Linked DNA regions of Homo sapiens: region 2 is linked to region 1. Evidence: chromatin contacts called from ENCODE Hi-C or POLR2A ChIA-PET data. All regions are on one chromosome and are shown on one strand. The core of a region is the stretch at or near the end of the contact, and the rest is flanking DNA. Distances in the headings are between cores, read along the strand shown. Region 1 holds the start of B9D1 (B9 domain containing 1). Region 2 overlaps SLC47A1 (solute carrier family 47 member 1).

Region 1 (4,211 bases), core at 96-2,595:
TGAGACTGATAGAATGTGTGGGAGAAAGCACTTTAACTGGAAAGAGATGGACAGAGCGGGGGAAGAAGGGAGTATGACCCCCTCTCCAGGAGGGGAAATGGGCCCTGTCTTGGGCTCTGGGTGCAGCACTTGGGCCACCAGCCCACCCATCCCCTCCCCCAGCTGCTCTTGTCAGATGTGTGAACTGGTTACCCGCTGCCTCCCTCCCCTGATCAAATATCTTTGCTCACTAGGCAGGGGGTGGTTCAGTGGGTGCAGGCTGGGCTGAGACTGCTCCTTCCCTCCCTCGTGCAGATGGTTGATGGGACTCCCCTAGTCTGCTCCCAAGCTAGAAGCTGCAGAATGTGATGACCTGGGGTCCCTGCTCGGAGCCTGGCCTCCCGGGAGTCTACACACCTGTGAATCCCTTCATTTCCTGGATCCAAGATAATGTCTCCAACGTCTCCTTTGACACCTCTGCCAACAGATGCTGTTGGGGCTGGCCCAGGACAAGACAGAGGCAGTGAGGGTTGTTAGCCTCTGGAGTCCTGGGTTTGAATCCTGACTTAGCTACTTACCTGCCTTTGCCATCTGAATCTGTTTCCTCCTCTGTAAAATGGAGATGTCTTCAATTATTCATTTATCAACAAGTTAGTAGTTACCAAGTGCTTACTCTGTGACAGGCCACTAAGATACAAGACTGTATCTTGACAGATTCGTGGATTTTGGCTAGCAACTCCCCTGAGCGCTGGCTGATTGGGGTGCCAGGCGCCGCCCGCTGCGGGCCTCAGTTTCCCCAGCTTCGAACTAAAGAGCGATGGCTTGGATGTAAGGATTCTTGAGGTCCCTCCCAAGTTTGTTTAATAAACTTTTTCGAGGGCAAGCGTCTCCAAGCCACAGGGGCGCATCCTTTTCACCTGCTTGGACGCTGCTTGGCCCCAGCTGGGGAGGCTCCTCCGAGCACCCGGCATTCCAGAGTTAGCCCCGACAGCTGTGGTCACGTCGCCCGTGCTCTGCAGCGCCTCCCTCCGCGTCCTCGCGGTGGGGCCACAGCGACATCTAGTGGCTGAATGTATTTTAAACACTCGGCTTGCTGAGGGCGTGAGTCGGAGCGCTGCTCCCCAGGACTCAGCTCTCATTCGCCTCTGCGCTTCGGCGGGGACGGGGAGCCGGGCCGAGTCAGAGTGAACACACACTCCCTGCGCGTGCAACTGAGTCGAGCGGTAGGGCTGGCTTTACCCGACAGGTCAACGCTCCCGCCCCAGCTCTCGGTCATACCTGCCCTAAGGAGGGGTGGAGCCTCGGCGTGGATCCCCGCCCCTTGTGCCCCGCCCCCTTATAACGGCGCCCGTTCACTGCGCCTGCGCATGCCACACGCGCACTCGCGTGGCCTTCGCGAAGGTGTCGCTGCCAAGAAACGTGTCCTGCGCGCTACGCCGTCTGTTTCTAGGGCAACGCCGGCGTCTCTTAGCAACCGCGCGCGGCCTAGGTGGGTCCCCCCGGCACCCCCAGACCTGCCATGGCGACCGCGAGTCCTAGCGTCTTTCTACTCATGGTCAACGGGCAGGTGGAGAGCGCCCAGGTGAGCGGCCGTGGACCCCGCCGGGGCCCGCCCCCCAGCGTCCCCCGGGGCCCTTCCCGCAACCCCCCGGGCTGCCCTGTGGCCCCCGGAGAGCCACGTCATTCCTCTGAGCCTCTCGGTTAGGCGGGGGAGGGGAGCCAGCATTGGAGAGCTTGGCGCGAGGTTGCCCGGATCCTGAGTCCCGATGTGCAGGAATAGAAGCAGACCTCGAGATGTTGAGCTAGTACCGAGGTCACACTCGGGCAAGCCTGTGGGCCCTCGCACGGGTCATGCCCACTTGCTTGGATCACTGGCAGGAGCCTCCTGGGGTTAACGCGAGGAGCCGAGGCTTGGCCGAGTTTCCAGCATTTGCGCTGTGTCCCGTGTGGAGTTACTGTCCCGCGTTCTGAATCCCCAGATCCTTGAACTCGGGTTCGAATCCAACCATCCAACAATGGTGGTGGCCTGGAATTGACCCAAGGAAGGTGTGCCTGCTAGGCCCGAGGGACGCTATTCCCCATCCCCCTACACTTTAGAGGAATCATTTATTGTAAATATAAACCAACGCTCACCAAGTCCTCAATATGTCCCAAAGTCGGTGCTCCGCACTGGTCCACCCTTACAGCCTTACCAGATAGGCACTACTAACACCCCCATTTTACAGCTGGGGAAATATACCAAAGGAACTGGCCTGTCTGGGAATTGAACCCACGCCTATCTGACCTCAAAGCTTCACTACACTGTCCTTCCAGGCTGTTGGAGGTGGTGTTTATTATTATTTTATAATATTATTGTGAGGATTGACTGAGACGGTTTGGGTAAGGCTCTGACAGGGCCTGATGCTTTGTAGGTGTCTCCTGCCTTCCTATTTCATCAGGGATACTACTCCATGCTCCCACCCTGTCCGCCTCTGCCTTAGCCTAGTGCCTAAGACCGTCTTTCCCCACTCTCCTGTCCTTTCCTATTAGGGGCTCTCGGCTGGGCTGAGTCACATGTGTCTGTGCTCTCAGCATCAGCGACCCCCCCGCCACACACACACTGACAGTCACACTGTTCCTCCCTGCTCTGCTCTCAGCACCTCCCTCTTTTCAGGGCCTCAGCTCCAGCCTTGCATATGATGGCTTCCTGGGTTCTCAGACCTTTCACTTCAGCACCATTCCCTTACACCAGTGGTCCTCAACCTTTTTGGCACCAGGGACTGGTTTTGTGGAAAACCAGGTGGCGAGGGATGGTTTTGGGATGATTTGGGGACATTACATTTATTGTGCACTTTATTTCTATTATTACCTTGTAAATAATAATGAAATAATTATACAACTCACCATAATGTAGAATCAGTGGGAGCCCTGAGTTTGCTTTCCTGCAACTAGATGGTCCCATCTGGGTGTGATGGGAGACAGTGACAGATCATCATGCGTTAGATTCTCATAAGGAACATGCAACCTAGATCCCCCACATGTGCAGTTCACAGTAGGGTTCGTGCTCCTATGAGAATCTAATGCCGCCACTGATCTGACAAGGAGGTGGAGCTCCCGTGGTCATGCGAGCAATGGGGAGCAGCTGTAAATACAGTTGAAGCTTTGCTTGCTCGCCTGCTCCTCACCTCTTGCTGTGTGGACCCGTTCCTAACAGGCCACGGACTGGTTGAGGACCCCTGCCTTAGACCTTATCTGTGCCCAGCCCTGTGCCAGGCAGTGGGGACACAGAAAGGCATTAAATCTCTTCTCTACTCATGGTCTAGAGGAACTGACAGACTTAGACACAGGCAATCATTGCTTTTATGGAGGGAAGCACGGGGCTAAGGGAGCCAAGAGGAGACCTTAAACCAGCTTGAGAGTTAGAGCAGGCTCCCTGAAGGGTAAGTTTTGAAGGGTGAGCAGGAGTTTTCCGGATGAAGTAGGAAGGACAAATCAGACAAGGCAGAGCCTGAGCAAAAGCCAGGGGCCGTGGCACCTGGGAGTCTCCCGTGGACTCCCGCTTCTTGGTCCTCAGCCTCTCCTCTGAACACATCTCCAGCCGTCTCTTAGACCCACTCCCAGGTGTCTCACGTTCAGAATTCCCCTTGGCTGCACCTGCCTAGCAAATGCATTGGCCTCAGCATGAATACCAGTCGACAGAATCTGTCTGTGCTTTTTTCAGTTTCCAGAGTATGATGACCTCTACTGCAAGTACTGCTTTGTGTACGGCCAGGACTGGGCCCCCACAGCGGTAAGCTGGACTCTTGGGCCTCCCTTACCGCCTTCATGACTTTTGGGGTTTCTGAAGGTGTCATATCCTTCCCCTCCCCATTCAGAACAAGTTAAGAGGTAGAGACTGAGTTCAGGGGAACCCAAACATGAGTGTTCCTGGTAAAGCGGGAGCAGAGGACACAGCCATGGTTGGACTCCCTGATCCATCCACCAAGACTGCACTCAGAAGCCCTACCCTGTGAGCTTCCCCGGGGCAGCAAAGAGCAACACCTGCAGTAGGAGGCAGGCCCCAGTGAGCCAGCCTGGACGTGGCTGAGCTGTGGACACTCTGGCCAGTCCGCTCACCATTTGGCCTCTCCTCAGCCAGTGGGGAGGACCTGGAGTAAAAAGACAGAGTAGGAGCTCTCCTTCCAGGACTTCCCAAGGGGTAGCTTGCCTCCACCAGGTGAGGGACTGTGGTGACAACTTCAGCCCGCTCTGTG
Region 2 (4,259 bases), core at 493-2,992, 220 kb before region 1:
TGCCTCTTCCTAGAGTCCCAGTCTAAACTTTCAAAGGAAGCAAAAATGTCCCTTAATCCAATACGTTCACCAAATAACAGACCTGTAAATAAAATGTGTGACTGATTCCACCTGGCAAGGTCTTGGCTCCCATGTAGCTGAATGAGAAGCTCCGGTGGCCCTCCGTGTTCTTAGGGTGTGTACCCATCTCACGGGGACACAGGGGACATTTTCTGAGACTAGGGAAAGCCGCCTACCATCACCAGCAGAAGTGTTTTCCACTTTCTCTGAAAGCCTGGATGAAATGCAGGAAGAAACAACTTTCCACATCACTAACAAAAGCCAGGGAACAGACGTCCCAGGAGGTGTGATTTCAATCCATGGGAGAGGCTTTTCCACAAGGGTGAAAGGGTGGGAGCTGAATGTACTGTGTAATCCAATTAATGGCAAACAACCTAAATTACCTAAAAGTCTCCTGATTTAATTTCATAATAGAAAAAAGTGCAGTTATTTCAGTTTTACACTTTTCTAAGTATTGACACGAGCTCCTTCCAAATCTAATCAGGTAATGGTAAGCCACAGGTCAGTCCCAGACCTGTAAAGGAAGATGCATAAGACATGATACAATTCAAACTGATTTTTTTTTCTTTCCTTTTTTTTTTTTTTTTTTTTTTGAGACGGAGTCTCCTTCTGTTACCCAGGCGGGAGTGCAGTGGCACAATTCCGGCTCACTGCAACCTCAGGCCCCTGGGTTCAAGCGGTTCTCGTGCCTCAGCCTCCCAAGTAGCTGGGATTACAGGCCCGTGCCACCACACCCGGCTAATTTTTGTATTTTTAGTAGAGACGGCGTTTTCCCATGTTGGCCAGGCTGGTCTCAAACTCCTGACCTCAGGTGATCCGCCTACCTCGGCCTCCCAAAGTGCTGGCTGGGATTACAGGCGTTAGCCACCGCGCCCCGCCCTGTGTGTTTGTTTTTGAGACAGGGTCTTGCTCTGTTGCCAAGGCCGGGGTGCAGTGGTGCGGTCTCAGCTCACTGCAGCCTCGATCTGCTGGGCTTAAGCGATCCTCCTGCTTCAGTCTCCCGAGTAGCTGGGACCATAGGCGGTGCCACCACGCTGGGATAATTTTTGTATTTTTAGTAGAGACGGGGGTCTTGCTATGCTGCCCAGGCTGGTCTCGAACTCCTGAGCTCAAGCGATCCTCCCACCTGGGCCTCCCAAAGCGCTGGGATTACAGTCGTGAGCCACAGCGCCTGGGGACACCGCTCAAATCCTAACCCTTGGCCGCCCGTCGGCTCCTACAGGGGCGAAATCAGGCACCCACCGTGACGGCGAGCGTGACAGCGTCCGGCTCGACCTTGCCCAGATGTCCACAGAAGATGGAGCTGACGAGGCTGATTATAAAGATCATCAACTGCGCAAGAAACTGCGGAGGCGCGGAAAGCAAGGCGCGTTCACAGCCGCCCTCCCTCCTGGAAGCCCGCGCCCACCCCTGCGCGGCGGCCGCTCCGGAGGCGTCGGGCTGGGCGTGAGGACGCCGCACTCACCACTGGGCCCGCGAGCGCCGCCAGCTCAGCCGCCTCCCCCCGCAGGTCCGGGGGCAGCGCACCCCGCAGGCCCCACAAGCCGTCACGCCATCCGAGGGCCCGGAGCCGCTATGGGGGCCGGTCCTTGGCGGCGGCGGGGAGCTCGGCGGGGACCGGGGCGTCGGCGGCCGCAGGGGCCTCCATGCGGAGGCTGGGAGCGGCTGGCGGCGGCGCGGGCGCGGGACCGCAGCGCGGTGTGGGGGTGAGGGGGGCGACCCGATCCCACCCAGCCCCGCCCCTCCCCGTCCCGGACCCGCTCCAGACGCCCAGGGCAATGGTCGCCGCCCGCAGAACTCTGGGGGAGGGCACCGGGAGGGCCCTTGGGGGCTTATGAAGGGGGCTCGGGGAAGGGGTCCCTGCGTGAGAGGACCCCTCGTGTGCTTTTGGATGACACGGGTTTTTATCAGGAGAGTTTGTAGGTCAGGTTGGAAGAGCAAAATGCCTAGAGGGTGGGCAGACAGGACTGAGCTGGTGATTCCATCCTCCCGCGGAGCACAGGGCTGGCGCTTTCTGGCATGCTTCTGGCCTGGGCTTGCTGCGGGTTCAGTGTTTCCGGGAGAGGAGGGGTCCTGCCTCGCAGGGACCCCAGCCTCCCTGCTCCTGGCGGCCCGGGGTGGCCTCCTGGCCGCGGCTATTTGTGGCTGGTGGTTGAAAGAACCTCCTCTTATCCCCAGGGGGTCCCTGCCCTACCTGGCAAGGGGAAGGGCAGGGAGTCCTGTGCGAGGGGAATGGAGACAGGGTTCGAGGGTTCCTGACGAGGAGCTGGGGAGGGGCCTCTGTGGTGTCTGCCCCCTGCCCCCAGGCCCAACCCCGAGGGCCACAGTGCAAGCCTTTACCTGCCTTCCTGGAGAATGGGCCTCGTGGCCCCAAGAACAAGGCACTGAGGGTAGAGATACCTTAAGGTGGCCCCAACCAAAATCAGCAGTTGGGTGTTTTTTACTCAAAGTAGGTAACTTTTCTGATTTTGTTATTTCAGGAAAAGGCCATGCCTAGAGCATTATATCCATCCTAGCACTAAGTCAAAAATGTAGAGGCAAAATCTCTATTTAATGTTTTATTTTGGAAGAAAGAATTGCATGTTCAGGGCATCCATGTAGACCAGTTGGTCCTCGGTATGTCGGAACAACACAGAGAAGGCTGGAGGTTTTATCAAAAGAAATGTCAGTATTGCTCTTTGAGAAAGTTTATTGGCACCAGGAAGGGTGTTGGGAGCTGGCAAGCTACAACTGGTGAGCAACCGGGCAGGCAAAATTATTCCTAGAGCTTCAGCAAGTTCTCTCAGCAGTTATGGACAAAGCTGGTCCCAGCTTACAGCACGCAGTTTCACCAGCTGGATGTGCAGAGAATTACATTACTAGATTAATGTTATGTGCCTGAGGTGCTTTTATCCCTGGCTTCTTGACTTTTGATTGGGTGTGATAAGAATGACTTAATTTGGTGTAATCCACTTTCACAGCACTGAGCATACTTAGTATGTACTGAGGGTTGCTGAATTAACGGTGTGTACCGCACCCCAGGAAGGCTTAATGAAGTAGGATTACTGCTTAAGCTAAGACCTTTATTAAAATTTTGTCCTCTGGCCAGTCGTGGTGGCTCATGCCTATAATCCCAACACTTTGGGAGGGCAAGGTGGAAGGATTGCTTGATCCCAGGAATTCAAGACCAGCCTGGGAAACAAAGGGTAGACCCTGGTATAAAAAATTAGCTAGGCGTGGTGGCACACGCCTGTGGTCTCAGCTACTCAGGAGGCTGAGGTGGGAGGATCACTTGAGCCCAGGAGGTTGAGGCTGCAGTACGTCACGCACACACCCCTACCAGGAATTATCAGTCTTTGTTTGGATTTCCACAGCTCGAAAGATTTCCCAACTGTTTTTCAGTGTCCACAGTGCCTAGATCTAGACCTCAAATGAAGATTAACAAATGCCAGCTGGGCATGGTGGCATACCCCTGTAGTCTCAGCTACTCTGGTGGCTGACACAGGAGGATTGCTTGAAGCCCAAGAGTTCGAGGCTGCAGTGAGCTATGATCGCACCACCGCACTCCAGCCTGCATGACAGAGCAAGACTTCCGTCTATTAAAAAAAAAATTAAAACAAAAACAAATACCATTTGCCCAGTGAATAGTAATCTAAGGCCCAAGGAAAGATATACTGTAAAATATATTTTACATAATTCAAGCAGTATGAATTCTTAAGCAGTTAGTTTATGGGTTTGTGTCTAAAAAAATAGCAGAAGTATCAAAGCCATTGGCCAATGCAGTCAGCACATTGATCCTTGCTTGGTTCAGATAGTGGTGAATTACTACTCATGTCATCTTTCAGACAGTGTCTTGGGCCACAATATAGCTTTTAACCTTAGTTGCTTTTTCTTTTTATAGAAAAATGTGTCTTTGCATTTCCAGCCCTCAAAATCCATGGGCACACCTGAATGACATTAACTCACAGTAAATTGTCACTGGTGGGCCTGTGAATTGTGTGTAAGCTCAAAAGCATCACTTGACCTGACTTTCTTTCCTACCACGTCACTGAATTCTGACATAGAATCTCACTAAAATCCCCACCAGCAAGATTAAGAAGACCCCCAGGAGCAGAAGCCCTCGCCGCAGCACCAGCTGTTTCCTGGACAATTTAGCGCCGTCCTGTGGATGTTCCGGCAAAGGTTCTTCTTGGCGCATCTGCTGATCTGACTGAGGCTCG

The links. Hi-C counts contacts between places; a loop is a spot of excess contacts on that map. ChIA-PET counts read pairs that join two places held with the same protein, here RNA polymerase II (POLR2A). Pooled maps may share reads with other maps.
Region 2: a pooled map shows a loop between it and region 1 (1.9-fold over the local background). The contact joins the enhancer-like site here to the promoter of B9D1 in region 1. A Hi-C loop is called at or near these places in 1 of 50 pooled maps. POLR2A ChIA-PET finds 5 or more read pairs at or near these places in 3 of 52 experiments (Caco-2, H1 and WTC11).

The regions. Positions count from the first base shown.
Region 1 is chr17:19,359,857-19,364,067 of GRCh38, reverse strand. B9D1 (B9 domain containing 1) reads left to right here and starts at 1,345. Exons shown (of 7, transcript NM_015681.6): 1 at 1,345-1,561; 2 at 3,680-3,748. The coding sequence starts at 1,499. It overlaps LOC105371573 (a long non-coding RNA gene), which reads right to left and starts at 1,291. Exons shown (of 3, transcript XR_934302.4): 1 at 897-1,291; 2 at 558-588. RefSeq lists enhancers at 876-945, 502-1,286, 1,746-1,885 and a silencer at 1,436-1,705.
Region 2 is chr17:19,577,379-19,581,637 of GRCh38, reverse strand. SLC47A1 (solute carrier family 47 member 1) reads right to left here. Exons shown (of 17, transcript NM_018242.3): 17 at 2,604-4,259. The coding sequence ends at 4,085. It also overlaps the pseudogene SLC47A1P1. Among named protein-coding and RNA genes, the nearest start is that of SNORA59B, 22 kb to the right of the region's middle. Within about 2 kb of position 1,742, at least 5 of the 41 ENCODE cell types and tissues checked have a DNase peak (open chromatin) inside an H3K27ac peak, as active enhancers do.